Regions from separate parts of the Homo sapiens genome. Here all the other regions are linked to region 1. A link is an interaction called in ENCODE POLR2A ChIA-PET data of the cell type or tissue named here. Cell type or tissue: PC-9. All regions are shown on one strand. Each heading gives the region's core, and the rest is flanking DNA. Links, peaks and the distances in the headings are about the cores only.

Region 1 (10,900 bases), core at 3,362-8,361:
TGTTTCTGTTTTCTATGAACAAGATGCCCCACTTCCCCTGTCTTCCTGGTGACAAGCTCATCCTTGGAAACGCTACATAGATGTCTTTTCTTCTGGGCTGTTTGATTCTCCCAGTGACTCAATCTGTCTCCCTCCTCCCTCTGGTTGCGTAGCTACCCTAAAGGTCCATTAAGTTAAGGGCTTCCCATCTGTCTTCTGTACTGGGTGGTGAGTGCTGGGATAGTGGTGGTAGTGGGTTGGTGTTTGCTAACTCTGTCCAGCACGCTGCCTAGCAGCTAATAACAGAAGCTCAGTTAATACCTGTTGACTTGAATATGCAAACAAATCATCGCATCCTAGTAATCCAGAGAAGATGGGATATGCTGTCTTCTAAGTAGGCATCTTAGAGCCCCCCAGGCAGCTACAGATTGGGTGTCCCTAATCTGAAAACCTGAAATCCAAAATTCTTCAAAATCTGAAATTTTTTGAATGCTGACATGACTCTCAAAGGAAATGCTTATTGGAGCACTTAGAATTCTGCATTTTTGGATGAGGCATGCTCAACTGGTAAGTGTAATGCACACATTCCAAAATCTTAAAAAGTCTGAAATCTGGAACACTTATGGTCCCAAGCATTTAGAAGAAGGGATACTCAACCTGTAATAGCCACTGCATGGCTTTGTCCTGCCCTGTTTCTGTGTGTATTCAACAGGGTGACCCTCTTCCTCTCATGTCCCATCTACTTTCCATCATCCACCCCTTCCACATCAGTAAGTGTATTTCTCATACCATCTACATGTCATTGAATTTGGAGTAAGTAGACCTAGGAACTTACACTGGCTCTGTTAGCAATTAGTTGTGTGACCTTGGAGAAGTCATCTATTTTTTTCTCAGCTTCAGGTTTTCCATCTGTAAAAGGGAAGAGTGGTTATTAGACTAAAATTAGTAGTTTTAGATATGTTCTGGGGTTAGAAGGCAACAATATTGGGGCCTAGTCCCTGCGTTCAACCAGAATAGTTCTGTCATGGTGTGTTTTATTTACATATCTTGGTAATATTTATTTTGAACAAAGCTTTCAAAAGGTGTTTGAAAATCCCTGGCTTTGATGAATTATAAAATCCCTTTCCTCCTATTATCTCAGGAACCACAGTTCCTCATTCATTAATAAAGAACAGGCTTTGCTAGTCTTCTGAAAAGGATTATTGCTTGCTGGGAAAATTCCTTCCCCTTTAGTTTTCTTAAAATCGAAATTTAATCATAGGTCCCACTGCTTCTCTGAACTGGCTTGGCATGTAAAACCTGACTTGCTTGTTTGTTTGTTTTTAGAGACAGGGTCTTGCTCTGTCACCCAGGCTGGAGTGCCATGATGTGATTCTAGCTCACCACGGCCTTGAACTCCTGGGCTCAAGAGGCCCTCCCACCTCAGCCTCCCCAAGCACTGGCATTGCAGGTGTGAGCCAGCATGCTTGGCCTCGTTTCTATTTTTATTGTCTTTCCAATCTTTGCTCTCAGTTTATGCTGAGATTTGATAGCTGATCATAAAACTCAGCTCTGTGGGGATGTCATCTTGGAGATAAGCTGCTACTCTAAGAGGCTGGAGGCAGGCCTAGGCTTGCCTTTTGTGAGGTGAGTGGGAAGAGAAGTTCTGGGCATTGGCAGGATTCATTTGAACATACATCATTTAAAAAGCATTTGTTAAAAAACTAGTATGAAAACTAAAATGCAGTGCATTTGAGTATAAAAGGAAAAAGAATTTATTGGGTGCCTCCCACAAGCAATGTGCTGTGGTGAGGAGTAAAAAACAAAGACTACACTGTGTTTTCTCTTCCAAAATCCTCAGACCAAACATCTTCTAAGAAGCCATTAAATTAACCTAACATTTGGGGTTCATAAATGTTTGTTTCCTGTTGAAAATAAAAAGAGAACTGTGAGCCATTTTGACCTTGCTGGTAGAGCCTTCAAAGATGGATTTAGTTCAGACTTGCTCTCTGTGACCTAAATCTGCATTCTTTGCAGTTTGTACACTAATAGTTCAAGGATAGAAGGCACAGTACAAACTTTGTAATAACTGTTATTAGTGACTGAATTGCTGTTTGTTTTATTTTTTTTAAATGAAGCAAACTCATCAAAGAAAGCATGGACTCTTGCCTTCATGGTTTTGCAAGTACTGTTCCTTCAATCTGGAACATTCTTCTTCCTGTCCTTGCATCCCCTTCCGATGGTTAACTGATTTCTAAAGTCCCTGTTTAGAGTGCGAATCCTCTGGGAAGCCCTCCCAAGTCTGAGTTATGCAACCCTCTTGTGGTCTCCTAAAACATCTTGTGCTTACCCTTGTACATAGAGCTTACTGAGTACTAACCATAGATGTACTTTACCTATTTGGATTCATTTTATCCTCTCATCATGATAAGGTAGGCCCTGTTATTATCACCATTAGATAGAGTGGAAACGAAGTTGCGTAGAAGTTAAGTGACTTGCCTAGGGTCACTTAGCTAGCCAGTGTTGGAGCAGGGGAGTCTAGCTCCAGAGTGCATACTCATAAATGTTCATGTACTCTTGGCATCCTGGCATTTCCAGTACCAGAACAGCCTTGCTGGCAGTGTTTTCCAGGCCTAACAATTTGCTTGGCACTTAGAAGGCATTAGTGTATACTTGTTGGAAGAGTAGATGAAGCGTGACCCTCACCTCCAGGAACTTTCTGTGTGGTGGCTTGGTCACAGAAAGTTATGATATGAGGTCAGAGGCAGAGATTTTAGGAGGCTTGAGGACCTGGGAGGAGGGAGAGACCCATGCTGCCTGGGGGTTGGGGGCTGGCTCCAGTGTGCTTAACTTTCCCGGACAAGGAGCTGGTGTCTCAGCCGGACAGTGACCAGCCTCTCTGGTTGTGTCAGGACAACCTGGAATGTCTCTTGAACTAGTCACCCAGATAACCTCAATTTTAAGAGAAATATTAAGTATTTGATTTGTAGAAGCCTATTAAAAACAAAAACATTTTTTTTTCTCAGTGCCAAAGAGAGAAGAAGTTAAACTTGCCATCTGAACAATGGAATTCCCAAAGCACAAATAAAGAGCAACTTCTTTTGTAAAAGGATTTTGAGTCTAAAGAGCTTGTCTAGAGGAAGCTATCATGAGCCACCCACATTTGCAATGCCCCTGGTGTGGAAGGGAATAGAATGTCAGCAGAGGTTGGCTGAGAGAACCACAGGTAGGACACCATGCCTCCCTGAGGATGGTAGCCTGAGTTCTGGTCCTGAGGCATTGATGAGAGCTGCCACAATTCACAGGTGTCCTTAACAGCACTCATTCATACATGTTCAGATAGGCTTTAGTTTAGAGAATAGATATATTACAGCAGGGATGTCAGCACATTTTGCTGTAACCAAGTCTGTGCTTGGTCTTTCGCTGTTTCCTGAACATGCCAGACTCCTTAACTGCACTTGGGTTTCTTGCCTCTTCCGCTTCCCTTTCCCCTGGGTCCCTCCCAATCCTTCTCCCTCTCCCATTGAGCCTTCCCAAGTAACTCCACTGCTCACTAATCTCCCAATTTTTGGAAATGCCACAGTCTTTCTAACTTGTAACTTCATGGTTTTGCAAGTGCTGTTCCTTCAATCTGGAACATTCTTCTTCCTGTCTTTGCATCCCCTTCTGATGGTAAAGGTGGTGTTATCTGACATCAGATTGTGGAGTTTAAGGTCTGCTTCTGACGATTTTTTGGACATGCCACTTAACCTCTCTGAGCTATCCATTTCCCATAGGTAAAGGGGACATGAATAACAGTTTCTGCGGCATGGGGTTGTTATAAGGATTAACTGAAGAAATGCAGGTAAAGTGGTAGGCACAGTGCCAGGCATACACCAATCCCTGTGGGCCAGTCCCACAGAACAGGGCCCCACCTTCCTTTGCTCTGGGTCCTGATGGTGTCCCAGCAGTGGCTTTGGAGTTGGAGGTGGGCTTGCCATCCACCACATGCAGCAAACACAAACAAAGTGATGTTGAATTGGGGCTGAAGTTACTATTCTAGAGTTTATGTGGCTGGGTAATGGGGAGGATCCTCTCTGGGCTACAGAATAGAATGTGCTTAATCACTGGCTTATTTGTTAACCAAGTCAGGGAAAGTTTGGCTAAGGACCCTAACTTACATTTGGGGTTGTAGTCTTTACTCACCCTATTGCCCGCCTCATCTGAATCCTTTAGATTTGTAAAATGCCAGAAATCGAAGCCAACCCAAACAGAACAGTAGGGTTTATTGGCCCAAAACTGGCAGGGGGACCCGGGACCAGCCTCTCCAACAGGTGACGTCTATTATCACGCGTCCTGAAGGCGCTTCCAGCTTCCTGGTACTCAGTCCTCCCACTGCTGGCTGCAGAGATTTTTTTTTTTTTTAAATAAGGTTAAAAAGTAACCCTTCTCACCATGAATAAGCAAAAACACTGAGGCAGAGGTATTGCACGCTCAAAGTGAGTAACTTGAATTTCAGCTGCCAGATTTCTGAGCTTACTGCCAGGGCAGAAAGAAACAGCAGATCTGAGCTGTGGGGATTCTTGGGCTTTGTATTTGCCATTACGGTCAGAGACAGGCCAGTCTTTGCTTGTGGATTTTTATTTGTACACTTCTGAGCTCTCAGTTGTTTAATCCAAAGTAGCTGGAACTATGGGGTAGTAGATGGGTGACACGACAAGACATGAATTCTGTGTGTGGGATTAGGATTTGGTCTTGATATAAGCTCAATTACAATGGTTCATGGGGAAATTAAAAAAAAAAAAACATAAGCCCTATTGTTCTGGGCCCAAAATTTCCCGGCTGTGAACAGTTGTTAACATTTGCTAAGCTCTTACTGTGCACTATGCAGGTGCCATGCTGCGTGTATGACAGTTATTGCTTCACATAGTCCTCATAGCAACCCTTCAAGGTGGATGTTAGTCCTATCTGCACTCTATAGATTCAAACCGAGATTCAGAGAGGTTGGTGACTGGCCCAAAGTCAAATAATTAGAAAGTGGCGGAGCTGGGACTTGAACCCAGGTCTGACTGATGCCAAAGCCTGTGCATTTAATAGAATAGAGGAAAAATCTCAACAAACCCTCTCCTTTCCCACTACCTCAGTTAGCTCAGTGGGAATAGATTGCTCCCATCTTCCTTATAACATAGTTGGCAGCCTCTCAACTCCAGCATCTTAGGAAAGGGGCATGGGTTTGCCTCCAGAGTTCAAGTGTTGGGGAGGGAGGCTGAGGCTGGTGACACAGCACAGCACCACAGGGCTGGTTATTGCCTGGTCTTGGCAAAAATAAGGTCCAGACAAGATCTGTACTGTGGGAAATGAGGTGTGGGGAGGCATGTCTCTTTCCTGTCAAAGGAAAGGTAGCTAGCTGCCCAATATAGATATCCTTGTTTGTAAAAAGCACCAACCACAAGGGTCTTCAGGGGATTTTTGCCCTGTGACTCACAATATGAATGTATGATGCAAGGCGAGTTTGTTTTAGGTGGGAGGATTTGGGTTGGGCTGTCTCCAGAGCTGAGGTCAAGGTTGGGTGTAGCCCAGCCTATGTGCTTTTCAGATTGGCCAGCTTTTCTCTTACCTTCCTACTCCCAGGATCATAGCCAGCACCAAACCCAGACCTTTACAGGCTCTGGGGTGGAGTCAGAGCTAGAACTCCCATTTCTGGTGCACCATCCTCTCCTCTGCCAGGCCTTAGGGCTCCTGTTTGCTCCTGGTGAATCAGCACATTGAGAACTCTGGGTGAGGGGTCTGCGGCCTCAGTGACCTCCGTCGGCATTTAATTCTTTTTGTGTGTTGAGGTTTCTCTTCCAGGAAGAGATATTTGGGCCAGTGTGGCTATTTGTTGGAGTTTTGCCACCATCTGTACCCTAGAACTGTGTGGAGCTTACAGGTGAGCAAGTGAGAGCCCAGCCCAGAATGCTCTGTGCCTGACATGAGAGTGCCTGAAAGGTTAGGCCAGACCAGCAACTTTCTCATTCAGCAACTGTTTATTGAACCTTTTGCCCAGAACCAGAGGCAACTGTGACAAATGCTACTGCCCATGCTGGCAAAAATGCGCACAGTCTGGTAGGGGCTATAGACATATAACGAGTCAAACATTCCACAAAGTAGTAATGTTTCCACAGATGACCCTGGGTGGTCCAGGAGCAGAGCTGATGGTGTCTAACCCAGGGGTGTTCAGGGAGGACTCTTGTAGCAGGCACATACTATTCCCCAAACTGTCACCTCTCTAATCTGGATCCCCTCCCACCACACCAGCCCCTTGGCTCATTCTTCTATTCCCAATTGTATTATTGCCCTCTGCAGAGAGTCACAAGGGATGGGACATGAGGCTGGAGAGGAAAGCAGGGCCAGGTCACACATGTCTCAGTGGAGACACTGGACATTTTCATGGGAGCAGTAGGGTGTGAGACTTCAGTTCCATCTCTCTCCTGTAACCTAAGCATTTATGAGAGAGAAACCCTTTTTATCCCATGGTGTCAGCCCACAAAAGAAGAACTTCTAAGAAAAACTTCTAAGAGCTCTGGAGGCAGAACAAGTTCAGGGGCTCTATGCCAGGGTTAACAGGTAACCCTGGCACTCCACGCTGGCCACCAAGCCAGCTTTTGACCTTGGTCATGATTCTGTTCTGGAAACTGGACCCAGGGAAGCTCCTGTGCCTCCTGCAGCTCTGTGCTTTATTCCCTGTCACAGGTATTGGCATGCACTAGATGATGTCATTGTGGACTCATGTTGTCACCAGCAACGGTGAGGAGAAGAGCTCAATCCTTGAAAGCCAGTGCCATATCCTGTGTATTTTTTTCTAAATGGGACTATCTTATTGTAAGTTATTATTACTAAAGTTTTATGTACATGTATATTCCTTATAAAAAAGAAACATTCCAGAATTTTATACAATAGAAAGTGGAATTTCCTGCCTCCCCTTACAGTCCTGTCCCTCCCAACCATTATCCTTCCAAACTTTAAAAGAAATGCATATATATGTAGGTCCAGACATTTCCTGTTGCAGTATCTTTCACCCAAGCAAAAACAAGCCCTCAGGACCCTCAAAGTGTCCCCCAGTTCTTTCCAGAAGTCCCCCAAAGGGTGCCTTACATGTGTCCATAAGCCTGTCTGGTGCTTGTAGTCCATATGGCAACCTCTCTGTTTCTCTTCTCCCACGTTTGCTCCCACCCTTGTGTGTCTGCTGCTCACAGAAGCTTGGAGAAGTTCATGGGAGCCAGACACCAAAGTCCACGTCGTAGGTGCTGTCTCCAGGTGCCTCCTGAGTCTCCAGTCCTTGGTTGGCATAGATGGGATGATGGTGTCCAGGCAGAGGTGGGAGAGGACAGTCTGCTCAATGTGTGCCAGTGTCCTTTGTCATCTGGGTCCCCAGTCTGCTCTGCTCAGATCCTGCATCTCATGAGTTCTCGACTGAGTAGTCCCCATCAGCTTCTGCTGCTAATGCCTCTTGTAGGTGGCCTCAAAATCAGCCTGGGGATCGAGTGGATGGGAAGAGGCTATTCTCTCTCTCACTGTTCTTTTCCCCTTTCTTTGCCTCTGCCCACTCTTTCAAATAAAACTCTCTTCTCTCCTGTCCTTCATCTTCAAAGAGTTTAATTTGTAGAAGCCTTTTATGTATTATGATTATTAACCTTCTATTTATCTATACTGAAGACACTTGTATCAGTTTGTCTTTGACATTGTTAGTGGAAACTTTTGTTCTTAAACATTTTCAAAATTTTAGTTAGGCAAATAGGCCTAAATTTCCCTTTATAACCTCTGTGTTTTGTATTCTGTTTGGAATGGCCTCTTCTATTCCAGATTACAATATTATCTTCTAGTAATATAGGAGCTTCATATTTACATTAATCTCTTTTATCCATTTGGAATTTATTTTTGTGGATGTTGTGGGGTAAGTGGAATTTCTTTAAAATTCCCTATAGTGTTAGATGTAGAAGCTCAAAGCCACAGATGGACTGAGCTGGCTTTTAGCTGTGGATACCCTGGCAGCAGGTGGGGGAGGGAGGGCTCAATTGCTGAAAACACAGATGACTGCGCTCTTGGCCAGCTCTGTTTCCTGCTGAAAATAACTCTTGTACCTTGTGTTGTCAGGGCCGGTCTTTCCCTTGCAATTTAGTTCAGGCTTCAGAAGTTCAGAGGGATGTGTTCAGGGTTGCATTATTGCTGCATGCAGGGAGAGGCTGAAGGATGCCTGTGAACCATGAAGATTGAGTTTCAAAGAGGGCCAGGACTCTCCTGTTCACAAGGCCTTGCCCCGCCCTGGTGGGGTAGGCAAGGAATCCTGGAGTTCTGAGCTGCACTAAGCTGCATGGCATCGGATGGCATCCTCCATGCCTCCTGGCTACCTTCCTTAGTGATTGTACCTCAGTGCCTGGCATCAAAAATACGTATTTGATGCCTGTGTGGGCATCAAAAATACTTATTTATTGAGTTGCTAGGAAACCATTAGCAAGGAAATGGGGTGTCCAGGAAGATGATGATCAGAATGAGAACTTTAATGGCAGTCTGTAGGGGAGGTGACATCCATCCATTCATCCGGCAAATATTAGTTGAGTGCCTACTGTGTACTAGGCAGTTTTCTAGGAGGATGTGTTGTTTTTCCAGTAACAACTAATTTGATTCTCTGACACCAACCGGGTGTCCTGCAATTCTATTCAATTTTGGCATTAACTACCCGGAGTTAGTGCAGACCACACAGGTTAAGGCTCAGTCCTATAAGAATGCACCCCCCACCCCCAACTTTAGATGCCAGCTGCAAATGGTGTCTACAGGCTACCCACACTTCTGCCTGGCAGACTGCAAAATCTAGAGTTCCCACAACCTCCCCAGCACCAGGTTCAATAATTGGTTAGAACAACTTACAGGACTCAGGAACATATGATCCTAGTTTATTATAAGGATATAAATGAACAACCAGATGAGGAGGTACATAGACTGAGGTCTGGAAGGGTCTGGAGTGCAGGGGCCTCTGTCCTGGTGAAATTGGGGTATATTCTCATCATATGGAAGTGTTAAATCTGGAAGCTCCCCAAGCCCCATTGTTTAGGGCTTTTATATGGAGTTTCATTACATATGCATGATTAATTAAATCACTGGCTATTGGTGATTGAACTAAATTTCCAGCTCTTCTTCCCTCTCAGAGGTTGGGAGAAGGGCTGAAAGTTCCAGCTCTCTAATAACATGGTTGGTTCCTTTGGCAACCAGCCCCCATCCTGAAGCTATATGGGGGTCCACGATGAGTCACCTCATTAGCAAAAAGTCAGGTTTGTTCAAAAGAGGTTTATTAGGAATAACAAAAAGACACTTCCATCACTCAGAAAATTTCAAGGGTTTTAGGAGCTCTCTGCCAGGATGCAGGGAGAAATACCAGATATGTATTTTTTATTATACCACAGTAAGATATCTGTCCTTGTAGAACCTACAGTCTGGTGGGAGAAAACTCCCAATAAAAAATAGACATAAGTTCTTTGACATATTGGAAGGCGATAAGTGCTATGGGGAAAAAGCAGAGCAGAGTAAAGGGGCTGGGGGATAGGTGGGCAGGAGTGGCAAATGTGTAGCAATTTTAAATGTGTTTCAGGTGAGAGCTAATTTAGTTTTAGGCAAAAACTCAAGTATAGTTGTGTGCCACATAACTACATTTCCATCAACAGCCTTAGGCAGGTCCTTCAGGAGGAATTCCAGGAGAAGGCATTGCTGTGGTAGGAAATGACAGCTCCATGAGTGTGATTGCCCCTGGAGACTTCCCAGTGGGACAAGATGTGGAGGTGGAAGAAGGTGGCATTGATGACCCTGATGCTGTGTTTGCCTAGGCTAATATGTGTGTTTGTGTCTTAGTTTTTAACCAAAACATTTAAAGAGAGAAAAAATAAAGAATTTAAAAAGCAGTAAAAAGCTTATAGAATAAGGATATAAAGAAAGAGAATAATTTTGTTATTGCTATACAATTTGTGTTTAAAGCTAAGTGTTATTACAAGAGAACCAAAAAGTTTAAAAAATGTTAAAGTTTATAAAGTAAAACCGTTAATTTGTTATTAAAGAGAAATAGTTTCTGAATAAATTTAGTGTCACCTAAGTGTACAGTGCTTATGAAGTCTACAGTAGTATTCAGTAATGTCCTAGGCCTTCACATTCACTCACCACTCACTCACTGACTCACCAAGGGCAACTTCCAGTCCTGCAAGCTCTGTTTATGGTAAGTGCCCTATACAGGCATACCATTTTAAAATGTATTTTTGATGTTTAGATATGGAAGTATTTACCATTGTGTTACAATTTTCTACACAGTATTCAGTACAGTAACACACTATACAGGTTTGTAGCCTAGGAGTAATAGGCTATACCGTATAGCCTAGGTATGTAGTAGGCTAGTCCATTTAGGTTTGGGTAAGTGCACTGTATGATGTTCACATGACAACAAAATCGCCTAATGATGCGTTTTGCAAAATATATCCCCATCGTTAAGCAATGCATGATTGTACTGTGCTTGGTGCAGAATAGAATCATTAATAGAAAATATACAAAGGGTATGATAAGAAATTAAGTGTATGGTTGAAACAAATTGCTGTGATTCATTATTCCTATTCTAATAATGAGTTGGGCTCTATTTTGGTTGATTGGCATCAGGAAAATACCAGCAGTACCTCTGGATCAGGTTCAGAGTTAACTTGAGGCGGGATAAAAATAAAGAACTGAGCACAAATCCAGAATAGCCATATTATGTTGTGGTCATTTCATGTGCTAGGTGAGCTGAGGACAAACAGAACTTTAGATAGGTGTTGTTTGGGCTACTATAACAAAATTCCGTAGACTGAGTGACTTATATACAACATACATTTATTACTCACAGTTCTAGACGCTGGGAAGTTCAAGATCAAGGTGCTAACAGATTTGATGTCCGGTGAGGGCTCACTTTCTGGTT
Region 2 (6,905 bases), core at 1,301-6,300, 61 kb after region 1:
CTGGGATCTATCTCCTGTACTGCCCTGGAAGTCTGAAGTGACTGTGTGGAAACACCAGTCTGAGTGCATCACTCCCTGGCCTCAAACCCTTCAAAGGCAGGGCAGAAGCCAAAGTCAACAGAACAGAATGAATTAGCTGGTTATACCAAGCAGAGGAGGAGCTCTTTCTCAGGGCCTTGAATCACTGCCTCACTCCTACTCTCTGTCTCAGCCGAGGCCCCACAGGTCCCTCTGGAGAGCAATCCTGAAAGCCAGATTTCATGTGTACGGTCTAGAATCTGCCCAGGAAAGCACATACATGTCAGCCCCGCACCTGTTCTGGAGGTGCAGTTCCTGAGGGAGGCTGGGAGGCAGCAGGCTCCTAGAGTCCCACTTGGTGAGGTTCTAAACCTCTGGAAATATTTCAACCTCCAGGATGCCTCAGGAATGGGGTGAGTCTGGGGCTGGCCCACACTCCCTGAAGCTTAAAAGGAATGGGCCAAGGAGTGTCCCGGGTTTAGGCTACAAGGCCCTCTTGTTGGAGTATTATAAACTGTTATATACTTGGAGGTTTTAGAAGCTTTTTTTGGGTGAGAATGCTCTGAAACGCCACATCAGGGAATGCCACCCCCACTTATGTCCTCCAAGAAGAGGCACCACTGAGTGTCTTCTGAGTCTGGGATGTCCCTAGCCACATATTCTTCAGGACGTGTCTTGTGACTTCCTGAGCACCTACAGAACAGCCCCTCCTCATGGCTGTGAGGTGTGCCTTTTAAAAGTGTGCAATTATTTCAACAATGAATCAATCTGAGATTTTAATTCTGATAAAAATAGTTTCTTACCTCTGTTCATTGACCCAGAATTTGCTCTTTAAGCTGAAAGCCAAAATAAAATAATGCAATGAATACCACAAGTACAGCAGTGCCGTTAACTTTCTTTCCCAAACATTCATTTTGAAGACTGAAGTCTCAGTCTTCAGGGGCATTTTTGCATTTTCCGATATCCAAGCAATGCGGAAGCCGCCCAGCCCTGGGACATTGCCTGAATACACATGCAGAGAAAGGACCTATGATTTCCCCCACTGGCTCTCCAAATCATATCCCGCATGCTGGACTTTCTGAGTGGTCCTGTTGTCAGGTCATATGTCAGGTCAATATGCCTGATCTGGACCCAGAACACACGGCAATGACCATGTCAGTGTGGAATGAAGGCTGCAGCCCTCCTGTCTTCCACCCTGCAAAAATGAGACTCTAACAACCACCTGCACACCTCGGGGGAGTTCCGACTCACTCCACAGCCCAAAGTTAAGGCACTGACATTCAGTCAATCAAGGGTAAAATGACAAAATGGGAAATGAACAGATGCCAACTCTGGACCCCAGAGCTCAATCCCATGAACTGTCATTGTCATCCACCTTTAAGCACACACGCACAAAATCCAAAATTTCATACTGGAGATTTGCTGCTGAGAACTCAGTTTGGGATGGTTGCTGTTTATTGCATTCTATTTATTCTGCTTTTATTTTGGGGCTTGGATGGCATTCTTTGTTTTGCTAAATGCTTTCACCATTTGCAGTGTGTTCTAGTTAATTAAGTCAATTTATCCCTCGTTCAGGGCTCTGGCAGGTGAAGCAACAGAAAGTCCTACTAAAGTTAGACAGGAGGTTTTATCTTAAAGCCCCAGAGCCTGTGCGGACTGGACCACGCTTCCTTAGGATCCTCTCTCCTGGCATGGCATGCCCCTGTCAAGCTGCTTGTTCTGATACGGGCTGCCAAAGCTGTTCCATCCTGGATGGGGCTGATAAGAACAGCTGGAGAGCCAAGAGAACTAGATATTTCTTGAAAAGTTCATTGGCATCTCAAAGGGCAGTGATCAAAGATGATAATTCACAGTTAGAATATGACAGCTGCAGTTGACCTGGCTCGCCCTGGCGTGTGCTGGACTCAGACACTGTCCCGCTGCCTCTTTCCCACCCTATCTTTTTCCTTTCTCTTTTTTGCCACTTACTTATTTTCTCTTTTTCTTCTACCTTTTCCCCTATACTCCTCCACCTCCCTCCAAATTTTTACTCTCTCTTTTAACTAGTTAAAATATGTGGCTGCATTTTTGAATAACTTCTATGGTCTTCTGATATAACTTTTAATAATACGTGGGTTAAAATTTAAGACTGCTTGCCCTAAATGTAAAAACAAACAAACAAACAACAAAAAAAGAATTAATCTTAAGTTACATTTTACTTGTATGTGCCTCAATTGCTTTTTATGTTGAATGGGGCCCTCAAATCAGATAAAAAAGAAAAAAATCTACTGCCCTGATCATACATAAATTGAGAGAGAAAATTATCTTCTGTCCCTAGTTAATATCTTCTACAGGGAGCCAGGATAAAAAGCATAAAAGGATTTCTTCTTACCTGCTTCTTATAAGAGCAGGATACGTTTTTACCAAGAAGTCGGAGATGTTCCTGTCCGTCAGGTCTTGTAGAATTTCCGTGCTGCGCTGTGTTCTCTGAGGCAATGAGACACCCACGTTAATTACCTTGGAACTTGAGGACTTATAAGTAGTTTGTGAAACTGCTTGTTGTCTTCCAAAAATTATTTATGGATTGAGCTGCTGAGAAAATACTAAATAAAGTACTGGCATCTCCCTAGTTCTCACTTCAATGATGTGTAACTCATCTTTGATGCCTCTTTTTTCGCCAATCCATTGACAAGACAGAATGGCGTCACTCCAAAACAAATCTCCAATCCATCTGCGTTTCTCCAGCTCCAATACTGCCACGCTACCCAAGCCACCACCTAGACCACTAGAGAAACTTCCACATGGGTCTGCCTGATTCTGTCCTTGGTCTGCCAACTTCCGTTTTCCACCCAGCAGCCAGCTTGAACTATAAAAATGTAAACCCGAGCACCTCAGTCACCTTGCTTACTTATCCACTCCAATAAACCCTGGGATCAAATCTCGACTCACTACCAAGGCCCATGTGGCCGATGTGTGTGGCCCTGCCCCTCTCTGAGCTCACCTGCCACACTCCCCTCCCTGTCTCTCGGCGAGCACCTCTCTCTCCTGGTGCAGCTTTGTGCTTGGCTGTTCACTCTGCCTGGGAACTCTACCTGTAGACCCTCTCATGGCTCGCTTCAAATTTTATTCCTCGGAGAAATGTTCCTGGTTCCAGTCACTCTGTATTGTCATGTACTGTTGTGTTATCTTCATAGCTCTCATTTCCATCTGAGAGTTTCCTCCCGATGGATCTGTTTACGTATTTGTATCTGTAATCCCCCGTAGGATATCATTTTGGTGAGAGCAGGGACTTTGCCTGATTTGTGAGCTGTTGTGTCCCCAGCACCCAGAATAGTGGGTGGCATACAGATGACACAGTTGATTTGTGACATTAATGAAAGAATTTGAATAGTTCCTTACAATTTACAAATCACTTTCAAAATACATCTAGGACTGGAAGCTAGTTCATCGAAATATTTTGGAAAATTCAAAGGTGCATGGGTTTGTCCACCAGGTGGCAATATTACTGCAAATCTGGGAACACATTCCGCTTACATTCTCATAAAAGCATTCACTCTGTCAAGGGTGCTGCCCAGAAGTAGTTGAGGGGATTTTGGTGGCATTACACCGCCGTTATTGCGCACCATTCTTTCCTTTTCATACACTTTCTATCTCCTCCCCCTGTTTTCCCATTTGACTTTCCTCTTCTTTAATTCACTCTTTTCACCTTGTTTCTCTCTCTCCTGCCAGGAGGAGAGCTGGCACCTACCGAATGCTCCCTGTGTGTCGGGCACTATGTTAAATGCCCTACATACACGATCTCACTTCATCCTGACACTCTTTGAAAGAAGAATTTTTAGCTTAATTTACAGACAGAGAAACTGAGGTTCAGAACAGTTAGCTGACTTGCACTGACTGGGCTGCAAACTTGCAGGTGGGTGGCCCAGGGCCTAGGAACTGAATCTGCCTCTGTCTCCTCCTTGCTCTTTTCACTGAGTCACCTGCTTCTCAAGCTGAAAGTGGCACTCAGACACCGGCCAAGCTCCCCTGGTGGAATCCAGGTTGGAAAAATTGCTGCTGGCTGCGATAGCTTATGATAAATTGTTTTATAAAAGTTCTGCCCAATAAAATATTTGTGTAACCCTATCTCCACATATACTAGAAGTCAGGGACAGAGTGCTTCCACCTCAGGACCCACCACATTCAAAGAATGTTAGAGCAGGGAGGGTCCCTAGAGATGACCACATTGCCCCATTTCCCAGATGAGAACAACTGATTGTCTCTGAATCAGGCCCACGCCCTCTGGACTTATTCCAGGCTGAATGAGGGATTGTGTTTGAGTGGCTAGGGTGAGCAGATGTGAATAAGAGTGTGGGTTTGTGAGTGTGTGTGTGTGAGAAAGAGAGAGAGAGAGAAAGATAGAGAGAGAATGAGAAAGAGATTGAGAGAAAGAGTGAGAAAGAGTGAGAGAGTGAGAGATAAAGAGTAAGAGATAGATAGAGACAGAGAGATTGAGAGAGAAAGAGAGAGAGAGAAAAAGAGTGAGTGAGAGAGACAGAGCGCGCACAGCTCCTGTGCATATGCGTGGCATTCAGTTTTGCTCCAATGGAAGGCACGTATAATAGTGAGGAAATGCAGAAGTGAAAGAAAATGGCAGGAACTGGCTTGCCTTTTTCTAGGACTTTGGCTGTTACATTTTGTCCAGGGACCAAGGACCAACACTACTGAAAATAAGTTTCTAAGCTGGACAGACCGCGTGGAAGTAAGGGTTCGTTTAGGAAATGAAACACCATGTAGGTAGGCTTGGCCTCCCCTCCCTCGCCCTGGCCAAGAGCTCAGGGTACAGTATCACAGCCTTGACGTCCTGATGCTGGAGGGTTTTGAGTGGAGGCAGCCACAGGAGCCCTCAGCATTGACAGCAAAGCAAACAAGCAAAGCTTCCTCTTGGGGCACAGAGGACTGAGACAAGTTCCTTGGGTCCTTCTTTTGGGATCCCTATGATGCAGCAGATGAGCTGTGATTCAAAGAGAGAAAATATTGCTTGAGAAATATAAAGATACATGCTTTAGAATATAAAAAAGAGCAGGGATCGGGTGTTCTTGGCCTAGAACCATTTATAAACCAGACTGTGATAGGTGCTGTGGCAAAATCTAGTTGCTCCCATTATTTGCTCCTCCCTGCTGCCTTAGCCATAGCCTTTTTTGTTGGGTTTGTAAGTGGAAGTACTATGTGGGAACTTCAGAAAACCTTCCCTAAACATAGCACATGTGCACACTCTGCCCTCTGTTTTGCTTCATCCTTCTTCCATTCCGCTGCCTGGAAGGCAGCTCCTGCCTTATTGGCTGATGAGGCTGAGGCCTGTTTAGTGTGGAGGAGAAAGAGAATAGAACATCGTGCACCACCCACGTAGACTTTTAGATGAGTGAGAAACAAGTTGTGTCTTGTTTTATCTGCTGTTAGTTTGGGGTTGTCATCACTTGAGTTGAATCTAATTCTAAATAATTCCTTGCCCACATGATTTCATTAAATCCTCATAATAATATTATGAAATAAGCAGTTATTCCCAATTCACAGGTGATAAAATTAAGGCTCAGAGAGGTCAAGTAGTCCACCTGGGGCTCTCCGTGTCCCATACCTGTGCTTTCCCACTGAACTGCATAGCCTGTTTGGGAACAGTTTATTCATTGACAAATCATTGGACAGGGCTGTCTAAGGCCCAGCCCTGGCAAGTCAGCTGGGAGGCCCATTATCAACCACGGACACAGCCTTCTTTGATGTCTCTAAATCCCCCAGGAGATGCTCACTGTAATCTGTTCTGGACTTTAGAACTCCCAGGACAGGGTGCTGCTCAGAGCCAAGATCATTAATGTCCCTGCAAAAGATGGATGCTGGCTGTGCATGTATTTGTGTACATACCTGCAGATGTTAGAGACACAGCACATGGAGAGCTTCTTAATTAAGACTGTTAATAAGTGTGTAAACACATTTCCATTTGAATGTACATCATAGCATTGCTTATAATGGTGAAAACTAAAAAACCTAAGTGGCGAATAATGGGAGATCAGTTAATTTAAAGTAACTTTAGGCCAGGAGCAGTGGCTGACGCTTGTAATCCTAGCACTCTGGTAGGCAGAAGTGGGTAGATCACTTGAGGCCAGGAGTTCAACACCAGCCTGGCCAACATGGTAAAACCCCATCTGTACTAAAACTACCAAAAAAATTAGGCGGGCATGATGGTGCATGCCTGTAATCCCCACTACTCGGGGGGGCTGAGGCACAAGAATTGAACCTGGGAGGCAGAGGTTGCAGTGAGCCGAGATCACACCGCTGCACTCCAACCTGGGTGACAGAGAGAGACTCTGTCTCAAAAAAAAAAAAAAAAAAAAAAAAGAAATTCAAACAATGGGATAATATACAGATATTAAAAGTGATGCAGATGTCTATTTATTGACATGGATGCATGTTCCTAGTAAATTATGCAGTAAATCAGATTTTAAGACAATATTTGGAATATAATCTGTTTGGGTGGCTGCAAACCAAACATTATCTGTGTTTATATCCAAGCGATGATTTTTTTTCCTTCTGACTTACCTGTGTTTTCTAATTTTTCTATAATGAGCACATATGACTTAATTTTTTTTAGTGCTTAAACACATTTTTTCTACTAGATCAAATAGGAAGTATCTGGTGGAAAATGAAGCTTTTGGTGAGTGGCTTCCTCCAGTTGGCAGCCACAGCGCCCTGTGGGGAGCCCCTCCCAGAGGGTGCAGGGAGTTTGGTTTAGTCCCCTACTCAACTGCCAGTTTGAAATGTTAGTTTGTGAGAGACTCAGGAGATACCAGGGACTCCCCTAGTCCCTCTGTGGCAGGCAGACCTGGGGCCCCGTTGTTTGGAGGTCAGGTACCTGGGGGGGCGGGAGGCCCCCGGCA
Region 3 (10,900 bases), core at 3,196-8,195, 530 kb after region 1:
TTTAAGAAGTGTTTAAGCTCTTTGCCCATTTTTTAATCAGGTTATTTGTATTTTTGGTATTGAGTTGTATTAGTTCCTTATATACTTTAAAGTAATTCTCTTTTTAAAAATTTCCTCTATAGGTTTGATCATGTTCCTTTAGCAACGCCAAATGGAGATGTTTTGATCCGAGACCTTAATTTTGAAGTAAGTTTTTAAATGATCATATAAAAGCTTAAATCATCTTTAAAATGTGAACTGAAAAAGATTACCTGAATATTTAAAGTAACTTTAAGGCTCGACTTAGTCTCTGAATCCACAGAATTGCTTTAAAAAGTAAGTCTTTGAAACGCTTAGAAATCTATTTTTCTTAATTGACAGGACTTCAAAATTTCAAATACTACTACCAAAAAACTTTTTGCAAATGAAGTTTATGTCAAGAAAGTCATAGAAAATATAGTAAATTGGAGTCTCCAGTGTAAAATGAGTATTTAAACACACAAATATAATTTTAGTCTCTTTACATTAAAAAGAAACTTATGGTGTGGCTGGTATTGTTGTGACTGTACAGGATGATTTGTACCTATAAAAACAAAATACAGACTGTTTTATTACTGATGAAAACGGGAAGAGCCGCACAGTAGCGCTACAAATAGACACTCACCTAAAACAAGTAAAATCCCATGCCAAGTGAAAACTGATGTTGATTCAATATACTCTGCTAATGAAATGGGATATGGCAGACCAAATTAAAAAGAAAAGACAAAAGATGAATGTTTTTGTACGATTTGTAAGACTCGCAGATTTAAGGGTTACTATTTAGGTTTTCTCTATGTTGTGGCTTTATGAATGGTTCAGATCCAGAAATCTTCATAATTAGTAACAAATTCCTATCACATAGGCTATGTTCCCCATTCTAGACACCATTCCTCTAGAACAACACTTTCCCGTAGAACTTTCTGCAATGATGGAAATGCTCTATACTTTCACTGTCCAGTAAAATAACCATGTGTAGATATTGAGCATGTGAAATGTGACTAGTACAGCTGCAAAACTGAATTTAAAATTTAATTTAATTAATATGATTTAAAATTAAATAGCCACATGTGAGTAGTGGCTATGGTATTGGACAGCACAGCTCTAGAATTCCTCTCCACATGCTAATGTGCATGGCCATCTGTAGTTTGTGTTTCATGTGGGGATTTTTTTCCTACTGCTTTCTTTGAAGGAATATTGTCTGATAGTTTATAAAATAAAGAATATAATTATTGGACTTGTTTTTAATTTGTTACAGTCTTAAGTAAGTCTTCAGTTTTCTGCTCTTAGTAATTTATATTAAGCACATGTCTACTTTCTTCTCAATGAATTATAAAAATGAAAATTGTTAGTTATGCAAAGTACTTTGAACTTATTCAACAATGAGTATTCTATCGTTATCATATTTATTCCAAAGCCAGGAAATACAAGAAGTACAGAAAATGTAAATGTAGTTGGTAAATATTGACTGGCTCCACATATCACAGAAGTGTTTTCTCACATAGCTCCAGGTACTTCAGTCACTTGAATGTTCCTTTGGCAAAGTAGGTAGCCAGGCTTGATTTCCAGTAGCCCCTTTATTGCCACTGTCCAAGGATAAAAAGGACGTGAGACTTCGTTGAAGAATGCCTCTTGTCCCTTTCTCCTACTTACCCTCACTTCTGTCTTTATGCAGAAATAAAATATACCAATAATATAGGGGCACACATGACTGAAGCACAATGAGAAAGGGGGTTGGGATACTTAGAATAGATGGATCATGATTATGGTCCATAATAATATTTTGTCTTGATGTTACCACACTAAAGCTGTCACTTTCTTTTTAGTTCAAAGCCTTTTCTTTTAAAGCCCTTATGTTTGTATTGAATAGACTTCTGTCGTTTCTATAATTTCACTTTTATAGTCTTAAAAATGTCCTAGAAGAAAACCTAGGCATTACCATTCAGGACATAGGCATGGGCAAGGACTTCATGTCTAAAACACCAAAAGCAATGGCAACAAAAGCCAAAATTGACAAATGGGATCTAATTAAACTAAAGAGCTTCTGCACAGCAAAAGAAACTACCATCAGAGTGAACAGGCAGCCTACAAAATGGGAGAAAATTTTCGCAACCTACTCATCTGACAAAGGGCTAATATCCAGAATCTACAATGAACTCAAACAAATTTACAAGAAAAAAACAACCCCATCAAAAAGTGGGCGAAGGACATGAACAGACACTTCTCAAAAGAAGACATTTATGCAGCCAAAAAACACATGAAACAATGCTCACCATCACTGGCCATCAGAGAAATGCAAATCAAAACCACAGTGAGATAACATCTCACACCAGTTAGAATGGCAATCATTAAAAAGTCAGGAAACAACAGGTGCTGGAGAGGATGTGGAGAAATAGGAACACTTTTACACTGTTGGTGGGACTGTAAACTAGTTCAACCATTGTGGAAGTCAGTGTGGGGATTCCTCAGGGATCTAGAACTAGAAATACCATTTGACCCAGCCATCCCATTACTGGGTATATACCCAAAGGACTATAAATCATGCTGCTATAAAGACACATGCACACGTATGTTTATTGCGGCACTATTCACAATAGCAAAGACTTGGAACCAACCCAAATGTCCAACAATGATAGACTGGATAAAGAAAATGTGGCACATATACACCATGGAATACTATGCAGCCATAAAAAAATGATGAGTTCATGTCCTTTGTAGGGACATGGATGAAATTGGAAATCATCATTCTCAGTAAACTATCGCAAGGACAAAAAACCAAACACCGCATATTCTCACTCATAGGTGGGAATTGAACAATGAGAACACATGGACACAGGAAGGGGAACATCACACTCTGGGGACTGTTGTGGGGTGGGGTCCTGGGGGAGGGATAGCATTAGGAGATATACCTAATGCTAAATGACAAGTTAATGGGTGCAGCACACCAGCATGTCACATGTATACATATGTAACTAACCTGCACATTGTGCACATGTACCCTAAAACTTAAAGTATAATAATAATAAAATTAAAAAAAGAACAATAACTACCCTGTATTAAAATACATCAAAATGTTTAAATTAATGAGTTTATTATGATACTCATTATGTTGAAAAGTGACAAAGGGAAAAAAATGTCTTTAATTCTTTCTCTTTTTTGGGTTTCATTTGGAAAGTCTTGAGTCCCCACTTATGTCCTTACTTGTTGGAGTGTTTTACTTCATAACCATGTTCCTTACTTCCTGGTGTTTATCCTGTGATTCTTGTTTTCTCCTCCCCTGGGAACTGTTTCTCTGACTTCTTTTTGGTTCACTGTTATGAATTCTAATCTCTTTCTGACTTAAAGTATTCTAAAGTAGACCTGGGTTTCTCACATTCATTATGTCTTTTTATTGTTTTTCTTAACATAGCCTTTCTATAATCAACAAATGTTCTTCAGTTCTTTGCAGCCTCTAATTATTTTCTACTCATCTGGCTTACTTGAAAATAAAGATTTCTTTCTCTTGGAAAGAGGCATAATAAAACAGACTTGGCCCCTCAAATAAATCTTTCCTACTTTATGATTCATTTGCCTTTTGGGTTACATTTGTAACCAAATAATAAAAACTTCTTTGGAATAAGAGATTTTATACCATTTTCCATTATAAACTCCCCAGTACAGACATATTTATCTGTCTAGATATTATTCTGGGAAGTATGTAGACTGGAGAGATCCTAAGAGGTAACAGCTTGCAGGTTACCATGTGGGGATTAAAATAGTACTTTGTCCAAGGTGGGCGGATTGCTTGAGCTCAGGAGTTTGAGGCCAGCCTGGGCAACATGGCAAAACCCCGTCTCTGTGAAAAATACAAAAAAATTAGCTAGGTGTGGTGGTGCACACCTTTGGTCCTGGTTACGCAGGCGGCTGAGGTGGGAGGATCGCTTGTGCCAGTGAGGCAGAGGTTGCAGTGAGCGGAGATCGCACCACTATACTCCAGTCTGGGCTACAGAGTGAGATCCTGTCTCCAAAAACAAGTACTTTGTAAGTTACTAAGATTTTTACCTTTTCAGTAAGGTATACTTATAGTGTTTAAAGAAACTAATTAATCTTCATAAACACCATACTTTTATATAATTTTTCTTTTACTTAAATTTATGTGTAGAATTTTTTATTTGTTATGATAAATTTATAGAAAGTAGGATTTATCAAGGAGTATTATTTGGGGGGTATATTTTTATTGGTAAGAATATGGTAGTTCAAAGCATTGGTTGATCCGGTAAAGCATTCTGAGAGCCCCAATAATACAATGCTGTTAAGAACTTAATTTTCAGTAAATGTTACTCTTGGCTTTTAGTCTTAATTTAACCCCACAAAAATATGTACTTAATAAATTTTTAATACAGAAAAATTATCACTGGCTTATCATGGCTGACGTCATAATTGGAAGTTTTGTTCAACACTACCAAATGCCGTGAAGTAAAGAAAAGTGAATGCTGAGTAGGTTAGCCAGGCTTGATTTAGAGCATAAAAGGATAACTCAGGATTTCAGTAAGTCTGGTTATTATTTATATACATCATTACAAATCTGTTTTTGGGGTTTCCTGGCATACTGCAACAAATAATGTGGAAGGGTATTATTGGAGGCAGGAATATTGATGCCATTGTAAACCACAAAGAGCAGTTAGGAGGGGAGAATTTATATACGGCCAACATTACTCAAATAAAACGTAGCAGGGAACCATTTAATTACCAGCTCACTGAACTTTAGGACCTTCTAAGGGCATCGCTGTTACAGTAGAGTATGATTATTTTATATGATAACCTTGCTTTATGAGGAACATTCAGTATATTCAATTTTATGTGATAAGGAAATTGTGTTATTTAAAAAGAAGTCTATCAAAATGATTCTTTATCAGAAAAAAGTTTATTCATCTGAACGACTCTTTAACAATTATGTGTGTAAATTGTTATTTTCTTTTAGATCAACTATGTGTTAGGCTGCTTCATTCTTTTTTCTTTAAGAAGTTTTTAAAATGTAAAAATGAAATTTGGCTTTTTAACCATTTCTAAGTGTATAATTTAGTGGCATTAAGTACATTTACAGTGTTATGCAGCCACCACCACTATCCATTTCCAGAACTTTTCCATCATCCCAAATAGAAACTCTGTACTCATTAAACAGTAACTCTCCTTCCTTCCTCTCCCTTGCCCCTGGTAACCTCTCATGCTGTCTGTCTATGAATTTGACTGCTCTAGGAATCACATATAAGTGAAGTCATACAGCATTTGTCCTTTTGTGGCTGGCTTATTTCATTTAGCATAATGTTTTCAAGGTTCATCTGTATTGTAGCATGTGTCAGAGTTTCATTCATTTTAAAGGTTGAATGCCATTTCATTGTGTGTGTGTGTGTGTGTGTGTGTGTCACATTTTGTTTATCCATTCATCCTCTTGGGTCGCTTCCTTGCTTCCACCTTTTGGCTATTGTGAACAATGCTGATGGCTCTCCATTTTGTCACAGTAAAAGTCGAAGTTCTTTCAATGCCTGCCACTACCCTACCCCTACCTGATACATCTCTGATCTCATTTCCTACTATTCTTCTTTCCTGTTCATTCTTCAGTAAAATCAGCCTTGTTTCTGTTTTTTTTTTTTTTTTTTTTTTTTTTTTTGAATAGGATAGCTACATTCCTGCTTCAGTGCCTTTGTACCAGCAAATTTTTTTTTTTTTTTTGAGACGGAGCCTTGCTCTGTCGCCCAGGTTGGAGTGCAGTGGCACGATCTTGGCTCACTGCAACCTCTGCCTCTCGGGTTCAAGCAATTCTCATGCCTCAGCCTCCTGAGTAGCTGGGATTACAGGTGCCCGCCACTGCATCCAGCTAATTTTTGTATCTTTAGTAGAGACAGGGTTTTACCATGTTGGCCAGGCTGTACCAGCTTTTTATGGGTGGTAAAGGTGGGGGCTAGAACAGTCTTCTTTTAGTTAAATCCTAATTCACCCCTTCTTTCAAAGTTTTACTTAGTTGTCATATTCAATAAAGTCTGCTCTGACCACCTTAAAAATGCGGCTTTCCTCACCCGCTCCCAAGTTCCCTTTGTCTGTTTTTTCCTCCAAAGTACTTATTTTCTAATATACTATTTAACTTATATGTTATGTATATTCTTTATTGTATGTCTCTTACCACTAGAATGTAAACCAGTAAGGGTAGAGGTTTTTGGTTTTTTGTTTTCATTTTTTGTCTCTTTAATTCATTAATATGGCCTACTTGCCTAGAACAGAGCCTGACAGAGAGCATTCAATAAATATTCATTGAATTAAATAATAGGAACAGAAGGCTCACCAGCTTAACAAATTTGTTAAAGGCAGGTTACCAGCTAGGGTAACTCATATCTTTCTGATATTTTCTTTCCTATTGTGTTGCATTGGTGTTTAGTGTTGTAAGCTAGAATTATAGCTAAGATTTTCTGATTCTTTACAGAGTTGATCAGATACTTACAAGATCATAAGCCTAGAACTTAACCACTCTTTACATTTTCTCATTTATCTTTATGTTGTTGCAGAATAATTTAGTGACACTTGTATATATTTATAGTGCACATATATTTTGATAAAACACTTATAATTTCTAAGAATGGAATCTACAGAAACATTGCTTACTGTTACATAAGTTGCTGACTTGTACACTCATTGCAATATTATCTAGAAGAGCAAAACAAAATGCAGATGACCTAAATATTTAACCAAAGGGGAGTGTTTAAATAAGTTATAGTATATCCTTACTATGGAAGATGCTTGAGGCATTAAAGGAAAGGAATGGGGGAATCTGAATATACTGACCTGGAAGAATATCTGTGATATATTGTTAAATAATAAAAGCAAGTTGTAGAACAGTCTATAGAGTACGTTTTCATTTTTTTAAAAGAGACTGTGTATACGCATGTATTTATTGTTTTCAAGAATTCTCAGTTTTCTAAACTTTATCTCTCTTTATCTTAAGTTGATGATATCAATCAGTCAGTAAATTTATTTATTTATACATGTATATAGATGGGGTCTTGTTCTGTCAGCCTAGGTGACATCATAGCTCACTGCATCCTTAAACTGCTGGACTCAAGCAATCCTCCCACCTCAGCCTCCCAAGTAGCTGGGGCTACAGGTGTGCACCACCACACCTGCTTAATTTTTTATTTTTATTTTTTGTAGAGATGAGGGTCTTGTTTTATTTCCCAGGTTAGTCTCAAACTCCCAGTTTCAAGCGATCCTCCTGCCTTAGCCTCCCAAAATGCTGAGATTATGGGTGTGAGCCACAGTACCCAGCAATAATAATTTTTTAAGTGAAAAAAAAGTAATGGTAAAAATTGGAAGTAAACAAAGTAAAAGGTCCCTTCACAATACCTCTTCACTGCTCTACCTAATGCTACATTTACAGACAAATAGAAGGCTTATAATTAGCCAGGAGCTATTAATATTTGAGTCTAAGGAAATGTTGATTAAGTATATGTTAATTTGATTTAATTACTTCACAGACTGATTTTTTTTTTTTTTTCAGGTTCGATCTGGGGCTAATGTTCTAATTTGTGGTCCAAATGGCTGCGGAAAGAGTTCACTTTTCCGTGTTCTTGGTGAAGTAAGTACAAGTTGGCCTCAAAATTTTGCAGTCTTATTTTGCCATACTGTCTACCACTTTGTAAATTTTACAATTGTTCTTCTCCCTTCTCTCTCTTTAATAGTTATGGCCTCTTTTTGGAGGACGTCTAACTAAACCTGAAAGAGGAAAATTATTTTATGTTCCTCAGGTAAGACCTAGCTTGAGTTATCTTTGATCTAAAGATCTTTTTGTTTATTTATTTTTTCATGTTGCTTCTAATTGACTTTTGCTCTACTACTGTCAGAGACCTTACATGACCCTTGGAACACTTCGAGATCAAGTGATATATCCAGATGGACGAGAAGATCAGAAAAGGAAGGGAATTTCTGACCTAGTAAGGGAATGTTTATATCCTAGATCCACTGAAAATACTCCAGATTATTTATTTTAATCAATTAAGTATTTTAAATGCCAGGTAGTTTATCTTAAGCTGTAAAGCCTTCCAAAGCTGTAAATTGTGATTTTCTAAGCTGAGGTAAGATGTTAATCCCTTGGCTTAAAAAGAGTTTAATCTTAACCTTTACACCATTGTTTGTTTTCTCATTGCCATCATCCTTTTACTGTGTACAATAGTGTTATTCTCTTTAAGCTACTAGACATATTTTGTCAAGTTTGGTGTAGATACTAGGAGCTGAAAGGTTCAGGGCTACCTTGTGCCACATTCTTTTCTGAAATGTATCTTTTAAGTGGTACAGACAATAGAATTATAGTGATTCCAGTTTAAAAAATAAACCACTATTAAGAATGTTGGCTTATATTAAGTTTAATTTCATCTTTAATCATTTTGCTGAAAGGTACTGAAGGAATACTTAGACAATGTCCAGTTGGGTCATATCCTTGAACGTGAAGGAGGCTGGGACAGTGTTCAGGATTGGATGGACGTACTCAGTGGTGGAGAAAAGCAAAGAATGGCGGTAAGTATACTGTGAAGAAGTTGCACAAGAATGCAACTGGTTCCAGCATTTTGATTAATCAGGACACAAAGTTTCATCTTATATTTTTTTATTCAGCAGCTGTTTCAGTATGGATTAGTTTAAATTATCATAAAAGTGCTTGAAAATCTTTAACTTGCATGTAAATTTGGAATTCTGAAAAATTCATAAATACCCTGCCAGTATCTATGAAAGGAAAAGCTGCAGATCCGACTATATACCAATAATCCATTTTTCTAAAAGTTCAGAGAAACTCTGTAGCTCATTATTCCTGGGATATAAGGTAATCCTGGCTGGGTTATGAAATTTCTTCTCATGTCTCTTCCCTATAGACATCTCTTTTGTATCACTCAGGCTATTCTTTCTGAAATAGCTGAAGGTATTAGAAACGATCCATTCAAATTTTATCTTTATTCTGTTCTTGCCCTTTTCCTCCACTATTATATGTATGTTTTTGTTTCAAGGTTCAGTATCTACTACTTAAAGTTACTTAGAATTTTTAAGTTTTCCTAATATAAACAAGCATTTGAAAGAAACTACTTTAATTGTTATGATGACTAAACTTGTCTCAAACCAAAAATATGCGCTAAACACTACGTAGTAAGAATGAGACCAGCCTGGGCAACATAGCAAGACCCTTTCTCTACAAAAAAAAATTTAAAAATTATCTGGGCGTAGTGGCACACACCTATAGTCCTAGCTACTGGGAGGCGGAAAGATTGCTTGAGCCCAGGAGTTTGAGGCTGCATTGGGCTGTGATCACACACCGTGGCACTCCAGGCTGGGCGATAGAAGGAGATCGTCTCTCTAAAAATAAATAAATAAATAAAAATTTAAAAAGAACGGTAGTTTGGGTACCTTGTCAAGAGGGGCAACTTCATAAAGAGTCATTTTTTAACTATATATTTCATAGTTTGAATAGATCCAAGCAAGAGATTCTCCTCTCCCCCTGCAGAGTATGGAGATTAGAGAAAACTGTAGCTAAGGAAAGAAAGCAAAAGAAATTGGCTTATGGCAGAATTTCTGACCCATTATATTCAGGTTATATTCCACCTTTTTGTTACCTCCGAGTCCCTGATTTTGCAAGTTGTTTTTCCCAAAATCATACCCACTCTACATGAGGTTAATATTAACCTAATAGTGTGACTTGCCTGGCTAGTGCTATAACGTGAGATGAATCTAGTGTGAAGAGTAAATCATAAATGAGAGAGATAATAGCTATATTCAAAATGGAAATTAGGCTGAAGGAGTGAAAATTTGAAATGATTAGGCATTTCTAGAGTCAATTTAGAAGATGACTATAGAAATAACTGCAAAAAAGAGCTGCAAAATAACTTTAAATTTCTGTACTATGTCTTCAGAGAAAATGGAAGGATGTGGTTCAGAAATGGACACGACGGAAACTCAGAGAATGAATAATGAATGTACTTAAACCAAGGAACAGTGTGTGTGTGGTATAAAAGTACAGGAGGGATAATTTTGATTTGAAGATTAGGAATTCAAAGGCGTGCCCAGAGCAGTGGGGGGCTGAGGCGGGAGAATCACTTCAACCCGGGAGGCATAGGCTGCAGTGAGCCAAGATCATGCCACTACACTCTAGCCAGGGCAACAGAGCAAGACTCTGTCTCAAAAGAAAAAAAAAAAAAAAAAAACACATGATCCATAATAGAGGCGTTTGGGAAATGGGGAAAGCTCACCTGTGACACCACTGCATATATAACTGGAGCATGGCCAAGCCATTGTCTAGAGAATTGAATGTGATGTGTAAAAGAGAGCCTGTTGTTTTGTTTCAGAGGGTGGAAAGGAGAAGGCTAACGCTACAAATACTAACGTTGGTGAAATTAGGTAAAGATTATATATGTGTATTCATTTTACTGTCCTTTCAGTTTTTTGGTAGGATTGAAAATTACCAAAGTAGAAAGTTGAGGGGAAAGTAGGTATTAGAATTTTTAGGAAGAACAGACCTAAAAGGCCTAGCCACTTAGAACAGTGAGTCAGCCAGGGTTGCTCCAGCTAATGTCACAATTTGGGATATCTTGTGTTTCTGACCAAAAGTTATCTTTTCCACTCCATTTTTCTTGCTCTTCCTATTTAGTAATAACTTTTCTTATTTTGAATTATGAAAAAGTATATATGATGGAAAAGTGGAATATTTATTTAAGTATAAATTGGGCCAAACCCCTTTACCAGAGATACCACTGTTATAAAATTTTTAGTGTTTTTTTAATCCATTTTTGTAAATCTTTTTTTTTTTTACCTTAAATTAGCAACTATCCCCCTTTCTCAAATTCCCTGAGATCTCTAGAATATTAATCCTTCCCTTTCCTTA

The links. Peaks named below come from ENCODE experiments on the same cell type or tissue, not always from the same donor. Only the 100,000 strongest peaks of a DNase experiment are listed, where the experiment ranks them.
Region 2: POLR2A ChIA-PET joins it to region 1 with 15 read pairs; 6 of 35 experiments call an interaction of 5 or more read pairs at or near these places.
Region 3: POLR2A ChIA-PET joins it to region 1 with 16 read pairs; 2 of 35 experiments call an interaction of 5 or more read pairs at or near these places.

Annotation. Positions count from the first base shown.
Region 1 is chr1:93,959,439-93,970,338 of GRCh38, forward strand. No RefSeq gene overlaps it. Among named protein-coding and RNA genes, the nearest start is that of GCLM, 55 kb to the left of the region's middle. In PC-9, for the core only: a CTCF peak has its summit at 4,950; DNase peaks (open chromatin) are centred at 4,383, 5,573 and 6,703; H3K4me3 peaks cover 2,986 bases; H3K27ac peaks cover 5,000 bases.
Region 2 is chr1:94,022,565-94,029,469 of GRCh38, forward strand. ABCA4 (ATP binding cassette subfamily A member 4) reads right to left here. Exons shown (of 50, transcript NM_000350.3): 30 at 6,881-6,905; 31 at 2,390-2,484; 32 at 822-854. Among named protein-coding and RNA genes, the nearest start is that of ABCA4, 95 kb to the right of the region's middle. In PC-9, for the core only: CTCF peaks have their summits at 3,510 (motif pointing right) and 3,713; a DNase peak (open chromatin) is centred at 3,517; H3K27ac peaks cover 37 bases.
Region 3 is chr1:94,491,062-94,501,961 of GRCh38, forward strand. It overlaps ABCD3 (ATP binding cassette subfamily D member 3), which reads left to right. Exons shown (of 23, transcript NM_002858.4): 16 at 123-186; 17 at 7,541-7,618; 18 at 7,722-7,787; 19 at 7,884-7,973; 20 at 8,434-8,553. Among named protein-coding and RNA genes, the nearest start is that of F3, 45 kb to the right of the region's middle. In PC-9, for the core only: no CTCF peak of the experiment used is centred there; no DNase peak of the experiment used is centred there.